Linked DNA regions of Homo sapiens: all the other regions are linked to region 3. A link is a loop called in an ENCODE intact Hi-C map of the cell type or tissue named here. Cell type or tissue: heart right ventricle. All regions are shown on one strand. Each heading gives the region's core, and the rest is flanking DNA. Links, peaks and the distances in the headings are about the cores only. Region 1 has its middle 140 kb from the start of RBMS3-AS3. Region 2 overlaps RBMS3 (RNA binding motif single stranded interacting protein 3). Region 3 overlaps RBMS3 (RNA binding motif single stranded interacting protein 3).

The links. Hi-C counts contacts between places; a loop is a spot of excess contacts. Peaks named below come from ENCODE experiments on the same cell type or tissue, not always from the same donor. Only the 100,000 strongest peaks of a DNase experiment are listed, where the experiment ranks them.
Region 1: it touches region 3 in a loop (2.8-fold over the local background); 2 of 110 quality-filtered maps call a loop at or near these places.
Region 2: a loop joins it to region 3, with 2.1 times the contacts of the local background. A loop is called at or near these places in 10 of 110 quality-filtered maps.

The regions. Positions count from the first base shown.
Region 1 is chr3:29,141,187-29,148,348 of GRCh38, forward strand. No RefSeq gene overlaps it. Among named protein-coding and RNA genes, the nearest start is that of RBMS3-AS3, 140 kb to the right of the region's middle. In heart right ventricle, for the core only: a CTCF peak has its summit at 3,781; a DNase peak (open chromatin) is centred at 3,855; H3K27ac peaks cover 372 bases.
Region 2 is chr3:29,690,949-29,698,110 of GRCh38, forward strand. All of the region lies in intron 4 of RBMS3 (RNA binding motif single stranded interacting protein 3), which reads left to right. Among named protein-coding and RNA genes, the nearest start is that of RBMS3-AS2, 52 kb to the left of the region's middle. In heart right ventricle, for the core only: no CTCF peak of the experiment used is centred there; a DNase peak (open chromatin) is centred at 3,204; H3K27ac peaks cover 3,543 bases.
Region 3 is chr3:29,529,196-29,536,357 of GRCh38, forward strand. All of the region lies in intron 3 of RBMS3 (RNA binding motif single stranded interacting protein 3), which reads left to right. Among named protein-coding and RNA genes, the nearest start is that of RBMS3-AS2, 110 kb to the right of the region's middle. In heart right ventricle, for the core only: a CTCF peak has its summit at 3,486 (motif pointing left); no DNase peak of the experiment used is centred there; H3K27ac peaks cover 4,308 bases.

The DNA.
Region 1 (7,162 bases), core at 916-5,915, 390 kb before region 3:
TCTTGAAGTGAAGCAGAAGACAAAGTGGGAGAGAAAATCTGGGCCCCTTAGGGAGGTCCTGCCTGGTGTAGCTGGTATTAGCAGTACATTCGTTTAGTGTGCTTTGGGGGTTAGGGGAAAGGTAGAAGCCAAATGGTACTTGAAACAGAGAAGAAAGCAGGATGACCTGGTTTTTGCTTTCTTCCCTTCAGGACTTGCTTTTCCATTTACATCCTGCTTTAGACAGTGAGGCATGATAAACATTTGAGTTATTCGTGGATTGCTTTGAACTCTGAGTAAAAGATGCATATACAAGTCTCCTGTATTTTTGTTTATTCTCTATATACTGGGTAGATGGGAATAAATCCTAAAGTAAATGGAATAAGAGTGAAGGGTATAGAAGGATTAACAAATGTATCATCATAGGCCTTTCCCTTTCCTTTTTTCCTTTCTATTCTTCCTTCATGCTTTATACTACTTTCTGTCTTGAAGTAGGAGGAACTGTGGGGAATTTCTTCTGAAAACGTGCCATAGTCCACACACTGATGACTCCCTTGCATGAAATCTAATTCCATAGTTCATAATTTTCCTCTTTTGCCTTCCTTTCTCTTGGCTCTGTTTAAATTTTCCATCTGCCTCTATTCTCTCTGTTGCTTCCCTCTCCTTCCTGTTTTTAAGTAGCCTTTTCAAGCTTAGTCTCAAACAACTTGATACAGTCACGTTTCTCCTCTTTTCTCTCTCACCATATGTTTACTTCTAGCTTTCCTCTTTAGGTATCCTCCCTTTCTGATTTATTTCTGAGTCCTAAGGCTCTGGGCAAGGCCTGCTCAGGGTGCCCACAAAGCTTCTTAGGGAAAAGAGCTTGGAAACTTTAATAGGACAGTAACATTCCAAGCTCAGCATGGATGGCAGAGAATCCACAATTCTCCCTGGCATGAGATTTTTCCAGAGGCCTTGTCCATAATGCTTGCACGCCGGAACTTGGAATTTCCAGATGTGATATTAGGGCTATGGGCAGTCAGTTTGCCTTTACAAAAGCAAATCTGAACCTTAGCCTCTAGTAATTATTGGGGGAAAAATATTTCTATAACTTTCTTCTTCTTTTTTTGGACCTTTATTCTGATGTATGGCTTGGAGTTGCTCACATTTAGATAAGAAACTTCAATGTGTTGACAGTATAATTATTTCACAATAGTTAAGATAGTGAATTCCACAAACTTACTTCCAGCATCATTCTATCTCTGACAGAGGCTCACATTTTCTCTTAATGCCTGTTTTAAATATATAGATAAATTTCATTTGCATATTCATGAGAAAATCTATTTCTCCTCCTATCTTCTAATTCCCAATATGGTTGCATGTAATTTAACCATTTCTGACAGTCCTGGTAAAGAGTTTGGTCAATTTCTAAAGGTAAGAACTATTCTAGAAAATAAACTGTTAGGAAACAGAAACCTCAATGTGGAGAAAGTTGCCAGGCGGGCTGCTAGAATGTGACATTTTTTATGCCCTGGAGCTGGTGGTAGTGTGATACAATAAGAAGGTGAGACACCTAATCCAGCCCTGCCAACTCCCAGCTCTGTGATCCTTAGAAAGTTACTGATATAATTTGAACCTTAATTTATCTATCAAATGTGATTTGAGAATAATAATCTTGTAGATGTGATAGGATTAAGTAAAATAATATTTGTAAATTACCCAGTACATTTATATTTAAACTTACATAAGACTGTATGCCAAGCAGGGTTTGAGTGCTCTGCAAATACAATTTCATTCTTCATAACAGCCCTGTAAGATAACCTTATTTGTATAAGTGTTCCCATTTTTCAGAGAAGAAAAATGACCTATACAGGGGTTAACTAACTTGGTTAAGGTCACCCAGCTAGTGCCACCTAGCAGGCTGCCTGTCTTAGAACATGCAATGGTGGATAAATACAGCTACCAGAATATAATATCAGATATGTTTTTAAAATGGAATGAGAAACCATCTCTCTAGGGTTGGCCCTACACACTACAAATGTCCAACCTGGGCATCTAGTCATTGAAGCCCCGCACCTAACCACAGAGTGGTGCCTTCCCCATAGAACAGGTTACTCCATGTATGTTCATGTTCATTTCGATTGCTGCCCCATTGTATTTTCATGATTTCCTGCTATTTTTTTTAGTTTTGTGGCATAGATATTGCTATTTCACCTGTAATGTGACTATTGCCTCAACAGTTGACTTCCTCTGTTAACATTATTGTTTTCTTAGCTGTTTCCTTCCCCATTTTCACCTCCAGTTGTCTACATTTACATTCCCCAGTTCTCTAACAACTTTCTACCCTCCTGGGCTAACGCATATTTAATAAGTTTGTATGGTTTATCTTTAAAGTTTGTTTTTCCTGCTTTTAGAGCTATTAAGTAGAACTCGATAAATTGCTGGAGGATAAATTGTGGTGCACATTGAATCTATGCAAATTTGTATTTTGTTTTAAGTGTCTCGTTTTCTACAATCACATGCCTGGCTGATAAATCAATGGCTTTATTTTCTATAGAACCTCCCTCGGCATGATCTTCAAGGCAGGTAACCCTACTCCATCAGACCTCCTGAACTAGTCCTCCTCCGTTACTTAACCTAGTGCCTATCTTAGAACATGCGATGGTGGATATATTCAGCTGCCAGAATATAATATGAGATATGTTTTTAAAATGGAATGAAAAACCCTCTCTCTAGGGTTGGCCCTACACACTACAACTCTCTTTGTCATACCCTTAGCCACCAGATCCCTACCTTCAGGTCACCAGCCTGGAGCTGCAGTCATTTGAGTTTGTGATTAATGCTTTAGCATTGGATTTCTGGATATCCAGAGGTAACTGAGTTTCAATCATGCTTGACGCCCCTTGCTTTGTTTCTAACTTTGCTTTTTACTTGCCTTCCACCTTGTTTTGACTTCACCATCAATCCAGTCTTGGGTTCAAACTGACTCTGGTTTTCCCCACTTCTTGAGTGACTCCCAGCTAATCTTTGTTGTTCTGTCATAACTAGGTCTTGGTTCCTCACTGGCTGTTGGTCCCTGACTTGGGTCCGGTGCTTATGACATTCCGCTGCCTTGTTCCAGGCTTGCCCTACGTGGCAGCCACCATATCCACTTCTTCTTCTGAACCCTGCTGACTTAGGGGCTTCTGGTGCACTCTCAACACCTAAGGACTGCTTCTGCCTTGCAACCCGGTCTCTTTTAACCTTTTGTGACATTTGAGTCAGTCTTTAGGAACTGCACAAGCAAAGCTGCTGAGAGTCTCTTGCTAAATGTTGTTCTTATCATCTTCTTTGTGCTTTGCAGTAAGTTATGAGCACATTCCCTCTTATCAAGCATTAAGTGAGGTGTTGTGGTAGAAACACTATTACTTCCTTCCTAAGTCGGTGTACTGCATATGTGGAGAAGTTGGCCAAATGCCCCATGCTTGGGCTTTTGGCTAAGCCCTAGCACATGCAACTTATACAAAAGAAGCTGCTAGCTCAGCACCTGACTGGCATCCCTGAAGCCCGTGGGGAAAGTATGTAAATTTGATTCAAAAAGGAACTCTGGATTGCCTACACTAATGCTATAATTCTGACTGTTAATCCTGACAAACAGCGGCCTGTAATTCTTGTTAACTCTCTAGTATCTAACCTGACATATACCATACCATTTCAAAAGATCAATTCCCAGTAAATACAGGATGTTTTCAGTTGACTGTCCACAGTATTTAGCAAAGATGTTTTACACCAGTGCCCAAAAGACAGGTCTTTAATAGCCACCACTTCTGTTTCAAGCTGCAGACAGTAGGGGTAGATAGAAGTACACATCTGAAAGACAGCTGAGTGTTTCTTCCCGACACCAGACGCTTCTCTCCTGGAATAGGGCCAGATCGGAGCTGTCTGGATTCTTTGTGAGCCTGTTCCAAACTAACGTATTTATTATCAAGGAGGAAAGCTTGCCTGATGTTAGATCACTGATGTTTGCTTTGCAGTGTTTTCTTGCAGAAAATTGCAAGAAAGAGCTTGAAACAATTTTGGTGAGGAAACTACAGAGAAATCCACTTTTCTCAAGGGTGAAGTCCTGACAATACCCCTGCAGATTGGGAAAACTGGCTATCACCTTTTTCCTCTTTTTATAAGAAAAGTGATGCTTCCCAAATGATAAATAGTGACAATATATGAGGGTCTAATGGTATTTTGTTAAAGGCTGGAGCATTCTTACTGAATGTTTTAAATATTCTTGGTTATGAGAATAGGGATTTATTTTTAAATGATTATTTGGCCCAGACAATGCTTATAAAATATGTACATTCTGTTGGTACAACATACAAATCTTTTGTGGTGGTTTTGAGAAAACCCCAGACTTCTCAAGTCTGGGAACAGATGGAGCTCTAAACTCAACCGCATCTTACAAAAAGGACATGTGTTACTATCTGCCTGTCTTTTCACTTTATGTGAGATGTTCCACTTTCTAGTGAGCAGTTATCAGACTTCTGTGAGTATACAAACTTTTGAAGTGGATGTGTTACACAGTTGTAAAATTAGAGAATTTTGGACTCAGCTATGTCTTTTAACAGGTATTGGTAATTAAGACCTTTGGAAAGTGATAACCATTTAAATGTGTTTCACAAGATGGGATCTGTAGCATTTTGGTCACAGGTATCGACATGTATACATCTGTAAGAACTTGAACTCAAATGCTTTGAAAACATCAAGATAAAATAGTTCATTTAAATTATAAAATTTCTCATTCCCTCATTCCTGTGTAGCTGACTAAAATCCACTGGATAAGACCTAACTGGTGGTGTATGCAGGGCACTGGAGATGTTGTACATTATTCATAACTTTAGCTGGTATTTATGAACTTCCTACTATTCAATTAGGAAGTTATTTATGCTAAATCTTGACAGAGCAATCTCAAAGTATAGAGTTTAGAATCACCTCCCATTTAAAGAAAAGAATAAATTTCCTTCCTTCCTTCCTTCCATCATTCCTTCCTTTCTTTTCTTTCTTTTTTTTGAGACAGAGTCTTGCTCTGTAGCCCAGGGTGGAGTGCAATGGTGCTATCTCGGTTCACTGCAGCCTCCACCTTCCAAGTTCCAGTGATTCTCCTGACCAGCCTCCTGGGTAGCTGAGATTACAGGCACATGCCACCGCGCCTGGCTAATTTTTGTATTTTTAGTAAAGACAGGGTTTCACCATGTTGGCCAGGCTGGTCGTGAATTCCTGACCTCAGGTGATCCACCTGCCTTGGCCTCCCAAAGTGCTAGGATTACAGGCATGAGCCACCATGCCCAGCCCTTTCTTTTCTTTTGTTATTCAAATTATTTTCACAATAAAGGGCCAAGTTTTATGAAAAGCAGAATTGCCTTCTGTAAAGAACATAAAGTTGTTGTGTTTCAGTTTCTCATATGCCAAGCTGTTACATCAAAGCTAAAGCTTGTCAATGTTGAATAGAAAGTTAAATTATTTAACTTAAAAACACTAATCAATACTAATCAAAAGATTCATTGTAAGCTACTTTAACAAAGATTCATACTACACGTATAATAATTCAACTTATATGTATACTATAAAACTATAAAAACTAAAAAAACATGGATACTATAAAAACTAAAAAAAACTAATCAATACTAATCAAAAGATTCATTGTAAGCTACTTTAACAAAGATTCATACTACACGTATAATAATTCAACTTATATGTATACAATTGACTTAAAATATATTTTCTATAAAAGTATGCTTCTTAGCTAGTCATAAAATATTGACTGGATAAAGGAATCAGTCTTAGAGATGGTACTTTCTACATGGTACTTCTACAAGCAATTAAATACAATATTGTAGGCCGGGCATGGTGGCTCACTCTTGTAATCCTAGGACTTTGGGAGGCTGAGGCGGGTGGATCACCTGAGGTCAGAAGTTTGAGAACAGCCTGGCCAACATGGTAAAACCCTGTTTCTACTAATAATACAAAAAAAAATTAGCTGGGTGTGGTGGCACGTGCCTGTAATCCCAGCTACCTGGGAGGCTGAGGCAGGAGAATCGCTTGCACCTGGGAGGCAAAGGTTGCAGTGAGCCGAGATAGCATCACTGCACTCCAGCCTGGGTGACAGAGTGAGACTCCATCTCAAAAACAAAATAAAAAAAAAACAAAAAAATATTGTAAATCATCATTAACAGAATAAACAAGAATATTTGTTATTGGGCATATTGTAACACTGGGGAAAATAGCGTTTGAAATAGGCAATGTTGACATGCATATTTCGGTATGTTCAAGGCCTTAATGATTACTTTGCATTTCACTTTCTCAAGATGGAAGTCTCTAAGGTCAGGCTTCTTAGTTGTTTGTGTCATTACATCTCTTCATTCCTTTACATTGCCTGTGGAAGGCTCTGAAATGTGAAATGCCACTTAGAATCTGAAATAGCTTTATTTGTTTATTTTTTTAACGTTGAATTTGGGGTACTAGGAGGTAGGTAGGGAAGATCTGGTGGACTCGTATCTTCTAGAACTATCCAAAGAAATATTTCTTTTTTTGTCATGTGGCTTTTCAGAACTTGAACAAATTGTCTGTTTTTGTGTTTTTTTTTTTAATAGAATGGGCCATGACTAAACTCAATTGCCTAGTCAGTAACTAATTTGATATAAGTCTTATGGGAGGTGCCAATTAAGCATAATGTAAAAATTTTCATGTTCAGCAGTGGCAGACTACGAGTTAAAGTGTTGGGTCTTTGGCGCTTTCCCTCTGTGTTATGGAAAAAGGAAAAAGAGATGACTTTAGACTAGTGGTTCTCACAGTATGGTCCCTGGACCAGCAGTAGGGACATCATCTGAGAACTTACCTAGAAATGTAAATTTTAGGGCCCTTCCCTGATTGATTCTAATGATTGACAGACAGGATCTTTAAAATGTCTTCATGCAGGTGGGCCTTTGGGTAACCCTTAAGTCATAGAGCACAGGCAACCATGAGGTTGTTTAGGATTAGAAGAAATCTTGTCAAGTTGTATCTCTGTCTCCCACCTTGTAGGAAAGGACTATACTCCCATGCAGCCAGCCTAGTTGAAAATATGTATTTTAAACTGTTTTTAAAAGATTCCACAGCTTCAAAAATTGATTTGCCCCAAATTTAACAGCCCTTTTCATCTGGAAATTTATTATATGGCTTAATTAAGGCAAACCAC
Region 2 (7,162 bases), core at 830-5,829, 160 kb after region 3:
TCATAATTAGCATGTGCTTAAGAGGGTTTTTATATTCTTTGTGTGCAATGCTTAGCAAGGTTTATACATGTTTGGAGGATTAGGTACACCTAGAAAATATAATCTACCAGAGGGAGTTCTATTATCTTATGGTTTTCAGCAAGTTTAACTCCATGGAATTGCAGACAGAAAGAGATATTGTATAAATATGCCAGTCATATTTTGACATCGCAGTCTTGTATTGACACTTTCATCAAACTGTGGGAGAACAGAGCATTTCTTGAGGTATAAGTTCTTGTAAGTATTTTGCAGAACAAAAGTTTTCTCTTCTATTTGTACTAAATCTTCTAGGCCACAAAGCGTCAAGAAGAAAATTGACTAAATAATTATGGGTTCTGTACCTTCTCCCAGAATACTTACCCTTGACCTGAGGAATAACTTTCCTTCATGGTAAGATTGACCCAAAATATGGCTTGAAATGAACTTTCTCTGCTCTAGTATTAAGAAATAATAGCACACACTCTTGGTACTTCTCTTTTCATGACTTGTTCGTGGGTTTCTGTCAACATCAATAAAGTGGTTCTTTGTAATAGCCAATCATTTGTTTAATGCATGCCTCATTTCTACTCATCTTAGAAAGAAAAGTCAAGAAGTCCCACAGAAATGCCCCAAAGGAAAAAATAAAATAAAACAAAATGGCTTAATTCATGACACTTGTGATTTATTGAGTCTTCTTTCATCTGTCATGTAAGATGTACAAGCACCAGGTTCAATTTTTATTTTTGGTTGGTTTCTCTGACAGAGACTCATAATTCTGCCCTAGAGTTAAATCTTATGGAAAAAAACACTGAAAATAAATAGCACGTTTCTTCCTCTAGATGCCATCTTTTCTCTGTCACATAACAATGCGGATTTGCTCCCAATAGTTTATGTGCATAGCTTTCAAATCTAACACTGGTAGCAATCAAACAAGTTAAGTATAAATCTTATTTATGTGTGACCCTTCTCTCTCTCTCTCTCTATTTTTTTTTTTTTTTTTTGAGATGGAGTATCCCTCTGTCGCCCAGGCTGGAGTGCAATGGCACAATCTCAGCTCACTGCAACCTCTGCCTCCTGGGATCTCGGCTCACTGCAACCTTTGCCTCCTGGATTCAAGCAATTCTCCTGCCTCAGCCTCCCAAGTAGCTGGGATTACAGATGCCTGCCACTATGCCAAGCTAACTTTTGTATTTTTAGTAGAGATGGGGTTTCACCATGTTGGTCAGTGTGGTCTCAAACTCCTAACCTCAGGTGATCCACCTGCCTTGGCCTCCCAAAGTGCTAGGATTACAGGTGTGAGCCACCGCGCCCGACCTCTATATTTTTTAAATGCCTCATGTTTCCATTTTAACTTGATCTTGCATATATAACCATTTAACCAAGCTTGCTAAGACTTAAAGAGGTATAATTTTAGCTTGTCAATATTCATTGTTTTGAGCCCTGTTTATAATGAAGTATAACAATAAGCATTATTATGCTTTAGTGAGTTGAACTTGAATATGCTTGAGTGACCTGACTTGCTCACATTAAAAACGGAACAACAGAACCGTAGAAAAAGTGGAGTAATCTCAAGATTTTCTTGTAAACGTTACATTAAGAGACTTTATTTGACAACCTAATCAAAAAACTGACCATGTGTTTTCCTCTTCCCATCATTTTCTCAGATTCCCTTTCTATCATTTTCTCTCCCATCATTTATCCTCATGATCCATAGCGATTGCAAAGCACATCGCAAATGTGAATAGCTATATTGTTCCTGCATGATAGTAATGAGTATACTGCTACCTCCAAAGGGGCTGAAAGTTAAGATAGGTCTTTTACAAAGCAGGAAACATAACCTTAAGCATAATTATAAATTATATATATAATCATGCTCTCTTTTCTTTAGGATAAGTGATTAGTGTTCAAGTTTAGTGCTTATATTTGCTTTAAAAATGTACATTGTGCTCATTTATGTTTTGGTACGGACAGATCCTTTATATGACCACTGTGCTAAATATTTTTTTAAATCACTGACTAGACATCCTGATTTATGTGTCTAGATTTATATTTCCAGAAACATACACTGTAACTTATTCTGTTTAATGGCTAAGACACTTCTGCATAATTTACATTGAGACTAAAGTGGTTTTTTACTGAGATACTTTTCTCTATGACAAACCAACATTATGATATCTGATAGAAATACAACACTCTTCTTTACATTTTTTCCCCAAATTTTAGAATGAATTAAAGACAAATACCCATCAGAAAACATTCCTTGAAAATGCATAATTGTGATGTGTGATGCTGTACAGAGCAAATTCAGACTAATACATAGACCTCAAATTCATGACTATAATTTTCTCTGGATAGTTAGAAAGATATTTTAAGGTGTTTCATGCCTGAGGAATAATGTCATTATTGAATGCATATACATACATGGATGCCTCTGAGGATGTCCTATATCTAATAAACAGCCCAAGTCATGGGCAAATATATATCTTATAAACAGGGGGATGGGAAAAGCATGCCAATTTATTTCTATTGAGCTAAAATTTAGGGTCCACATTTATTTATTGACTATGATCTTGGGTAAATGACTGAGTTTTCTTGTGTCTCAGTTTACTTATTTGTAAAATAAATCATGTTACTTCAAAAGATTATTGCAAAGATTAACTACTATTAGCATATAAGAAAGCTTAACATACTTTATTCATACAGTCATTCTTCAGTTTCATAAATGTGCCCTTCTCGGTAGAGAAATGGGTAACATCAGTGAACTAGGTTGAGACCGAAGCTGTACATAATGATAATTTCAATGATTTGATCAATAATTTCAGATTGATTTTTGTTCATCCTAAGACAAAACTTTGAATTCTCTATCTTTTCTGTTTGTCCCCTCTTAGCTAGGTTGGAAATACTACTCTTGTTTTGTTCTTTAAAGGCAAATAGTAAAATGTTTATCCATTATTTTTCAAACACTGATTACTGTAGACAGTGTCAACATGATCAGTGTTTGAGTTTTAAAGCAATAGTTGAATCAAGTTGCTTCACAGTGGTTTCTTCAAAATACCACAAAATGACAGGAACACTTACGCAGTGAACACTTGGATTTGCTTCTTGATCCTTGGTATTTGAAACATGTATGGAATGCATCCTCTGTGTCAGCCAAGACAGCCTCTGGAGAGTGAGGCAGGTTTGTGTGTTGAGGGAAGGGGGTGTGCAAGGGGGTGGCCATGGCTACATTAGTTGCCTCTGCTTCTGATATCTGTTTTTCATTACATTTTGATAGATTATGTCATCTTTTTGTCACATACATTTTCACCCAAGTCTGGAACTATATTTCTCTTTCATTTCCAACTTACATCCTCAAAATCATTCATGGAAGCCTTTGTCTATATAACAAATTTCTCTACTATTTTGAGGGAACATGTCCTATTGTAGAAAGATAAACCTTTTACAATTGTTCGTCATAAGAGGAAATCTGCTTTAAAAATATTTCATAGGGCTGTCTTACTCTTATTCCTAAAAAAAGTTATTACTGTAGAACTAGTTAGCAAGAGTTACTCTGTTCTGGGTTACTTGGGATTCACTGTTAGCAAAGACTAACAATTAGTTTGTATATCCGTATATGGATGTAGGTGGTCACAGTAATTTCCTGCTTGATTTTTTTTGAATTCCAATTAATATAGGAAGTTTCTGAATTTCTAGGTATTTCAGGATTTGCATATACTTAGAGTTCAATTATGTTTTAAACACATTATCTGTGCAAGTGACTGTCCTAAATGTTGTGGCTAAAGAGGAGGAAGCATAAAAAAATAAAAAAAATTAAAAACTGTTCTTACCCATCTCCCACCCCAGCCCCAAATTTTAAAATCTAGCAAAGTAAAAAGCTGCATGCAAATTTTTTTTTAAAAAAAAAATACAAGGCAGATTGTTTTATATTCATGTAACAATTGTCAGGCACAGGAGCCTAAGCAGACACATTCCTGGTGTGGTTATTCATAACTTAGCTAAGCAATGTCTGCTATTTATCACTGCACTTATAGGCTGGTGAGAGTCTCTCATTGCCCACTGCTGAGTCACTCACCTTTTCATTTTGAAAGCAAGTTTGGCCATTTTTTTTAAACAACACTTTTGCTCAAATAACATGAAAAATTCCAAGTCCCTTTGGAGTTTTACTCTTACTACTACTGTAGCAGTTTGTTCATATTAGGATCTCGCAGACTATCTAGAAGCAATGAATTATTATCTAGTCTTGCAAAGATCTAGTATAAGAAAGGATAAATAAAACTAACAAATTTTAAAATGGTATGAATTCAGGTTTTGTGACTTTTTCCTTATTAATAAAAAAGGATTAGTGATACTAATGCTACTGGATTTGTAGAAAGGTTAAATGTAAGAATATGGACAATTGGTTGGAGACATGGTAGGCATTCCACAAATGTAAGCTCACTGCGAACTTCTTAGAACTCTGTGTAGAGTATGTATTCCTATGTTTGTTGAGGAGGGGCATTTTAGTTAATATATAGATCCTACTTTTAATTATTATTTTCACTCTTTAAATGTTAGTTCTTCACTTCTAGAGTTGTTATTCTGTTGGCTTCTCATTTTTTCCCCTTTTTTTCTTCCAAGTGCAAAATTTTAAGTGAAATCTCAGGCAGCCCTCATTTAACAATTTCATGTGAAAAAATAACCATTGTGAACTCTCAGAGTAGTAATTACAGGAAGTTATGAAACTTTGCTAACTTTTACTAACAGATAAAGCATTTTCTTTTGATTGTTAGGAAATCGTGTGTGGACAGCACGGGAGAACACACTCTGCCTGTACACATTGCCAACTCTTGCTTCATTGAGTTTCACAAACAATCCCAAGCTTAATTTTAGCCAAAAATGTAAACCAGTTCCCACAGTAAAAGTTGTGCTAATTTCCAAGTTGATTTTTATTTCTTTTTCATTCCTCTGTTGTTTGAACTGGTCAAATTGAGCAGTGAGATGGCCAAGGGACAAAGGGTAAGGCCAGGGGGGTCACTAAACCAAGACCAGGCTCTAGGATTTCAATGTTTCTTTCTTCTTTCTTGCCGTCAGTAAAGATCCCCTAGGCATTGACATTTTAAAAACTCTCCATGTCTTCTGTTAACTCCCTTAGGATCCTGATCTCTGTAACAAAGATGGATGGTGACACTTAATTATGGACACTCACAGGCATCCAATTCAAGCAATCCTGGCTTCCAAGCCCAGATCTGCCCCTTACTAGCAGTGTGACTTCACGTGAGTTAGGCTCTCAGTTTTTTTCATCTTTAAAATGGGGATTATATTTCCTGATTATAGTAGCTGATTATAATACAGATTATGGTGCCAATCTCAGAGGTAAGATAAATGCACTTAGCATACAACATAGAACACAGTAAGTGCTGAATAAATGGTACCTGCCATTATTATTGCAAGCTAATTAAAAACGATCATTTGTACTAAATTATGTTTTATTCAAGGAAGGTAATGTCATTCCTCACCAATTAATCATTTGTTGATGAAAGGCCCTTGAGTAGCAATGTCACACACTGTATGAGAACTGGAAAGGATAGATCTTTTGTTACATCAGCCACCCTGTCTCATAGATGACTGCTGGCTCCTCTTTTCTGCACGAAGGCCAGAACATGAAAAGTTAGATATTTATAAAATTGCTCAATTCATAATATTTGAGAGTTGATGATAATTTCTGTTTTAGCTCTTGCTCCCCAAGGAGCAGATGCTTCTGGGGAGGTTCAGGAGCACGTGAAGAAACAACACTGATAGATGGCGATCGGGACAAGAGCACCTTATTAATTCAGCTACCACTGTGGGTGACTGCAGGTCAATACCCTAGGGCAACTCCAAGAGCCAGTGTAGGGTACACATCTTAGAGTCATCATACACAAGGGGTGAGGGAGCTAGGTTATTTATACACCAACCCCTGATTGACTAGTAAAATGTCTCCCCTGGTCGTTTGGGTTTTTTTTAATTTTTAATTTTTGTAGGTACCCCTAGTAGTTGTGATTTCTCCAAAACTTCTAACTTGCTACAAAGGAGGACAACAGAGATTATCCAGCCAGAGAAGTTCTTACATAAAGAAATGCAGGGCCTGTGTGCTCAGCATGGTAAGGACAAGGTAATATAAACAGGCACAAAAAGCATTTGTTTTTATTTCTTATACAGTAATATGGATCTAAGTTTGGGAAAATTTTAATGGAATCTTCCTGAACATATATTCTTAATGATACAATTGGTTTATATTAAAATTTGCTATTGAAACAAATGTAGTTTTGGTAAAGAAAAGCTATCATATACCTATGGAATTTTAGACAACTTCCTCCAAACCATTAATCTTTGCACACTTGCTTCTTAATGAGCCCATTTGCACAATCCTATTTATCATTTTACTTACATGCTTGTCCATCTCTCTGAAACGTTGGGGGAACATGACCAGAACTTCACCCGGTTTACTTTTCTTTCCATTGTTTAATCCACCTATCTGAGCTACCTTGTTTACCAATGTTACCCATGAACTGACAGGAGTTTATTTTAATCTAATATTCTGCTTTTCAAAGGAAGAAACTTATTACAGTTTGAATGTATCTTGTCCAAAATGCCTGGGACCAGAAGTGTTTCAGATGTTGAATTTCTTTGGATTTTTGAATATTTGCATATATGCAATGAGATATTCTGGGTATGGGACCCATGTCTAAACACAGAGTTTGTTTATGTTTCATATATACCTTATATACATAATCTGAAGGTAATTTTATACACTATTTGAAAGTAATTTTGGGCATGAAACAAAGTTGCGACTGTTTTTTCTGCGACCCACCACATAAGATCAGATGTGGAATTTTGCAGTTGTGCATCATTTTAGCGCTCAAAAAATTTCTGATTTTGGAGCATTGTGGATTTCAGATTTTTTATTTAGAGTTGCCTAATCTGTATACAAAAACTTTAAGTACTCTCCTGCCTGATATGCTTAGTAGTGCATTCATCTGCAGATTCTACCAACTTCTGTCCTTTTGTTATACTGCTGATAATCATTATTCCTCTGACATATTCCACGTGCACCTGTCTTAACAACTAAGGGGGAAAAGCAACACAAAAATCTTCATACTTGGTGCTTCATTTTATGTGAGCTCCC
Region 3 (7,162 bases), core at 662-5,661:
TGATCTATTGTAACTGTTCAGACAAGGGGATAAGCACTTTGTGATAGAAGACCCAAAAACCTACCATATTTGAGAGGTTTTCTCATAAACAGGATCTAATCTTCCAAATTGTGTCTATAACTTCTAGAATTATCATGAACGTAGTTTATGGCCATGGGGGCAAAAAGGGATGGAGAGAGGCAAAATTTGGAGACAGAAAGAAGGAAAAAAAACAGATGAGCACAATTTGCATACACGTTTTATAAATTCATAAAATTTTACTTTTTTGAAAACGCATGATTCTGTGAGAAGAATTTAGTCTTTTTTATACTTTATTTAATCTAAATCTAAAAAAGAGCTTTCTGTTTTAAAGAGAGCAGAAACTCAGATATACATAGAGTATATATATCCCATAGATATTTTGATTTTTTTAAATATAAAATACATTTCAAATTTTTCATATAGGCCATTCCACTGGGAAATAGTAAAACAACATGAGCACTATAGATGTGAGTGTTTTGGTGAGGTCTAAGGATCAATTCCCTAATTGTGCTTTATCTAAGAATGGATAAAGTTTCATTTTCTATTCTGTGAACTGGAAGCAAAATTCACAAATATTACAATGGTGAAATTACGGGATTTTTTAAGTTAATGGCATCTATGGCATTGTTTGTAAAATTCCAGTAGCCCTTCATAACTGCATATGGATAATTATTGGAAGAAGAAAATAAATATCTGAAAAAAACTGATATACTACAGGATAGACAGAGAATTGATTTCACTTCCCAATACTCTAGGTAGGGTGGATGGTATGCTTTATTGGATAGTAAGTAAATATTTTCTTCATTCCAATATATTTCATTGTCCTCTTGAGATTTGCATTCCCTCTGCTAGGCATCCCCTGCCGTACACACTCTGGGAACTTGTTCTTACACCTCAAAAGCCTTTTTTACCCCAATACTCATCTAAGCTGACCTATGTATAGCCGGATCCAGAGCCTTTTCCGTTTTAGGCTGTTTGTCTGAGAAATAAATGCAAACCCTCTTTTATAAAATTCATATTTGTGCAGGAATTAATCAACACCGATTCTGACAACAGCTGAAACAGCACATTGTAAACATTCCAGAAAAATCAAATAATATAAACCAAATTTAGAATTGTGAAATTTCCACCCCAGAAATTTGGATATGTGGAAGTAATAGCTACCAAAGAAAATCACAATGATAAAACTTGATGTGGACTAAAAAAATACAATTTGTAAAATGTGCATGAAAAATAACTGACCCAGAAAATAATTTCCATAAAGTGAAATGAAAATGTTTTGATAGCACGTATGTAAAATTGATAAAGAGATGGACTTGGCTAAATGCAGTTGATTTTGGAATATACTTTATGAAAGTGTTTCTGCCTGGCACGGTGGCTCACTCCTGTAATCCCAGCACTTTGGGAGGCTGAGGCGATTGAATCACAAGGTCAGGAGTTCTAGACCAGCCTGGCCAACATGGTGAAACGCCATCTCTACTAAAAATACAAAAAAAAAAAAAAAAATTAGATGGGCGTGGTGGCGGCTGCCTGTAATCCCAGCTACTCGGAAGGCTGAGGCAGGAGAATTGCCTGAACCCAGGAGGCAGAGCTTGCAGTGAGCTGAGATCGCGCCACTACACTCCAGCCTGGGTGACAGTGCAAGATTCCATCTCAAAAAAAAAAAAAAAGTGTTTCAATGCTTACATAATCTGATCTAAAAGGTTTTGTATCCATAAACATGTAGTTAAAATGTCCCAAAAATGGTGGGATCAGAATACCCTTTCCTCTCAAGAGCTTAATGGGTTATTCCTCCCAGGGATACTTATGTCTTTGCAGAGCTCAGATTTGTTAAATGTGAGAGTTTAACAAAGTGAAAAGTTAACAGTGAAAATTCAACAGTGCCATCCCCGAGGACAGTTTCATCCAGTGAGGAATGGAAACTTCGTATTTTGTTACCAGGAGAATGGTGGTCAATTCCCTTGCTACTCAAACGTCTACAAAACAGGAGCATCAGCATCACCTGGGGGCTTGCCAGACAGGCAGACTTTGTATCAAACCAAGTGTACTGAATCAGAATCTGCATTTTAACAAGATCTCTAGATGATTCTTATGTACAATAAAATTTGAGAAGGACCGTTGTAGTCAAATGCTGTGTAAGTCAGGCTTCAACCATGAGACTTACATGGATTGTTTTCATTTCTGTTTATTTCAACTAATGACTCCATGGTGATGCCACCCACATTTATGCTTGTTATGAGATACGTCTTTTATTCTTCATTTGCTCAATTTTTTCACTTCATTTATGAGGAAACACAAATGATATGATTTGAAAAGAAAACCTTGTCATCTCTTTCAGAGCGGAATTTTGTAGCTAGAATATTTATAGAATACGAGACACTGATGTTCCATGTGTCCTTGTTTGCGGCGTCTGATGTTTTTGTTGTTAATAACCGCCCTTCCCTTGGTGTTTGAGCATCTCAAGTGTTCTTGCTGAGGCAGCAAGGAAAATGCAGTTCTGTGCATCTGCAGGATGTTTTCCTGGTAATGACTATGATGCTAAGCCTCTATCCCTCTCAGTATTTATCAAATTTGGACATAAACTTCAGGAACAAAAATAGAACTTGGACCATGAGAGTTAAGCCACATTTGGTTAACCCATTTGGGGATCAGTGTAAACTGTCTTTTGTCACGTAGCAATTCCCTAGTATTTTCCCTCTTTTTCCATTACTTGTACATTCATCTAGGAGCCTGACTGACTATTTTGGTCTCCAGTCCATTTACAGTGTTCCTTGGAATAACAGAAACGGAGCCGTTCTAAGTCTTAGGAGGCTTGAGTTAGCATAGTGCCTGATAACATTGCAGCCATTCAATACATGTCACTTGTTTCCTCTCTTTTTTTCTTAATATTAATAACTAGATAGTCACTTTGATGTACTGTTTAGGTCTTCTATCTTTCACTTATCTGCACAATGAAAATTAGACAGAAAGATCATTCCTGATCTATGTATATATGATCTTTCAGTCTTATTTTAATTTCGCATATATATGTATATATATATATATGTATATATATATATATATATTTCCATAGACCTGTTATGCATATTATTCATGGTGCTTTTTAAGTTGGTACGTCCTAAGACAAGAGTCCCTTGGACTACCAGTTTTCAACATACATTTCTTAGGTACCATTCTGCTTTGGGGGAAACTGAGTGAACAGGGATCAGTTTCCTCCTTGCCAACACTGTGCCCACTGTACATATTATGGTTCTTTATAAAATTTTGATTGGAAAAAGTTTCCAAGCTCTTACAAATAAGTGTGCAAGACCAGCCTGCAAAACATAGTAAGACTCTGTCTCTACAAAAAAATAAAATTTAAAAAATTAGCCAGGCATGGTGGTGTGTGCCTGTATCGTCGCTACTCAGGAGGATGAGGCAGGGAATTGCTTGAGCTTAGGAGTTCCAGGTTACAATGAGCTATGATTGTGCCACTGCCCTCTAGTGCGGACAACGTAGCCAGATCCAGTCTCTAAAAATAGCAACAAGAATAATTGTGAGACCTGATTCTTTAAGAAGTTAAAAAATCATTAGTGCAAAGCAACTCAAAAACACTGTAATGGGAAGTAATGTAACACATTTATGTGTGTGGCCTTTTCACTTCTGTGAAGTGAAAAAAAATCAGAAAAGCATGGCTCCTAAAATGTCTTTTGAATGAATTAAGCCACTGGATACCTATATAAGTAGTATTACTTCGATTTTTGAATTTCTACATAGATCTTTTTTTTTAGGTACTGCCTTAAAAGTTTCTGATTACTTTTCTCTCACATGCCTTTATCCTATTTTGAATTTTTAAAGTGCTATGTTTTATGCCAGTCAATTATGAAGTTATCATAAACCAAACACATTTAGCCTAAATGGTCGATAGAAATTTCTTCTTTCCAGGTTCATTTTAATGCAGTTATTTTTAACTACTATTACCTATTAAATGCCCCTTCTGGGCTAGGTACAGTGGCTCATGCCTGTAATCCCAGCACTTTGGGAGGCTGAGGCAGGAGGATCATTTGTCCCCAGGAGTTTGAGACCAGTGTGGGCAACATAAACAAGAACTCATCTCTGTGAAAAATAAAAAAAAAATTAGTGAAGTGTAGTGGCATATGCCCTTAGTCTCAGCTACTTGGGAGGCTGATGTGGGAGGATGGTTTGAGCCCAGGAGTTTGAGGCTGCAGTGAGCTGTGATCATGCTATTGCACTCCAGCCTGGGTGACACAGTGAGGCCCTATCTCAAAATAAAAATAGGGCCCGGCATGGTGGCTCACACCTGTAAATCCCAGTGCTTTGGGAGGTTTCAGCAGGTGGATCACGAGGTTAGGAGTTCAAGACCAGCCTGGCCAACATGGTGAAACCCCATCTCTACTAAAAATATAAAAACTTAGTGGGGCATGATGGCACATGCCTGTAGTCCCAGGTACTCTGGAGGCCAAGGCAGGGGAATCACTTGAACTCGGGAGGTGGAGGTTGCAGTGAGCCAAGACTGCACCACTGCACTCCAGCCTGGGCAACAGAGCGAGGCTCCGTCTCTAAATAAATAAATAAATAAAGCCCCCTTTGGAGTTTATACTTCACTCATTTCTTACTATAAAGTTTAAGAAAATCTATTTCTAACCTATTTGTTCTGCTGAACATTAAATGCCCTGTGATTAAAAGCCAAGTAAGTATTCACCAAGTGTTTCTTGATCAACATTATGGGCCACTCCTTAAGTGACTCCTAAATCCGCTGCATGTTCATGTCCATTTTGTTCATGGAAATGTAAACACAAGAGTAATTAAACACTGTGACTCAAATTAAGAAAGGTGACCAGGCTGATGTCTGTCCTTGTAACTTCATGAGTAAAGTTTCCTATTTATCTTAGGCTCCAACTTCACATAATAATAGCACCTGCCACCTGTAGATGCAGCAATGTTTCTGAAGGATATAGTCTTCTTTCTTCTCAGCAGTGTGGGGACAAAGGTCACGTTGCAGCAACATCCTGAGCTAAGCCTTTACTACCAACTGGATTCTACTTTGAAACTCAATCAGTTATCCTTAAACAAGAAATCTGAGTTTCTGCGGAAGGAAAGAGAGTAATAGCCAGATACGTCATGCCTCCAAAATTGGTAACTGAAGTGGCTTTCCCTCACATTTATCTTGGTTGGGTGAAACAAGGTCATAGGTTTACCTCATTATTTTAAGAGTTATCTCATTTTGTAATTATTATTTAAATTCATACTCTGTAATAGGGAAGAAAACAATAAAAATGTTGTCTTTCTTACAGGCATATCACAGGTGGGAGATAATTTACATCTGTTAAATATGATAATTTTTTCCTAAAGGTTCTTTACACCTTGAGTTAGCATTAAGATATTTAAGATGGCCTATTTTAGATTTATAGATTTTGTTGGAATTAGTTTAACCTTTTGGATCATGAAGATATTTAGCAGTGGGGATTTAGAATAATTTATATCAAATCTTCTAGATGGTGACAAATTAATTATACTTTAAATAAGCCCTGATCATTCATCAGCCTTCAAGTTCAGTTCTATAGCTTTCAGCAGCATAGCTGACATATTATCCACTCGTGTCATATGTCATCATGCAAACTTCGTGAATTATAACTGTAACATTAATTGGATGAAAGTTTTCTTGATGGGAAAGATTATTGATTAAATGGAGTAATTTGAAGAAAATAAAGCCCAACACAAATTGAGAAAAGAAAAAAAAAACACAGTCAACAATAGGATATATGGTAGCAACTGGTTTTATGGACACTGCTAAACTAAATACCAAAGGTGTATTTTATTCCTGTGAATAAAACTGAGTGCAAATAATGGAGGAATTTAGCAGAAAACTTACAAGGTCATTTACCTAAGGGTTCTTTATGATGGAATTCCGTTGTCAGAAAAAGGGGTTCATGAGTTTTTACCAATTTTCCTTAGGGGTTTTTAGAGCAAGTTTGAATGGAAGCAATAAAACGTATCATCTTATATAGCAAAAATATTTGTGTGCTAGAGATGGTAATGACTACATTACAATAAAGATTTTGAAAATGTCACTTTGTGTTTGTTTTCATCTTGATAATTTGTGTGAGATTGTAAATGCATCATTCTGTAATCTCATTGGCTGGATTGTAAAATCATTTCCCATTAAAAGTTTTTCATTATATGTTAAACTGTAATGAAACTGTTCAAATTCTTTGACTATGGCTAAAAAGGAGCTAATTGCCATCACCAGTAAATTCATTCTGCCTTTTGGGTATAAAATTCTCCTGATTAACTTTTTCTACCCTCTCAAGATTTCTGGAGATTCAGGATAATGGAGTTTTCTTGGATCTGGAGTTTGACAAAACCTAGTCTACATCCCAGTTCCTTCAACATTCTCTAGAAGCACTAGTTGTAAAGAATTTGTAAGACCTATAAAACAGATGTCTATCAAATCAGGCATTTAAGTATGAGTTCAATGATTGAGATCATTGCTCTTTTTTTTTTTTTTTTTTTTTTTTTTTTTTTGCTGGTAAATAGCAGTTAAATTGCAACTGATCAAGAGGTATTCAGGATGGTGAGTTTGGACTGCATGGCTCCCTTCATGGACTCATTTATAATTTAAACAAGTGTTTTATTAGAGTTATTTCCCATTTACTAGTTAAGTGATTTATTTATGGTCTATTCAGAGTCTATTAATTACATACATTTCAGAATAAGTAGCAAATAGTCATTGTAATAGTTTCCATAGTGTACTAATCTTACTCCTCTTTAAATTTCGTCTGAAGTTTTGAATCTTCACAGAATTAGCTAGACATATATGTTACCCACTACAAATGACGTCTGAATCTCTTAACAAGGATGAATAAAAAGACCTGAAAAGTTAGCATGGTGGGTACTCTCAAACTATTTTGTTTTTTATTTGCATAGCTTTCCTAAGTAAAAAATGTCTGGGAAAGGCAATGCCAAGAATCTCTTGGTAGACAGGCATGCTCCACACATATACAGTAGGAGCCAAACAGTCATTTATGGTAATTTCATTAAATGGAAGCTTGATATGCAAGGGAAAAATTTTTGTATGTGCATGTGACTATTTTTCAATAACCAAGTAACACTAGTATTAATAACATGCTAAATCAGCATG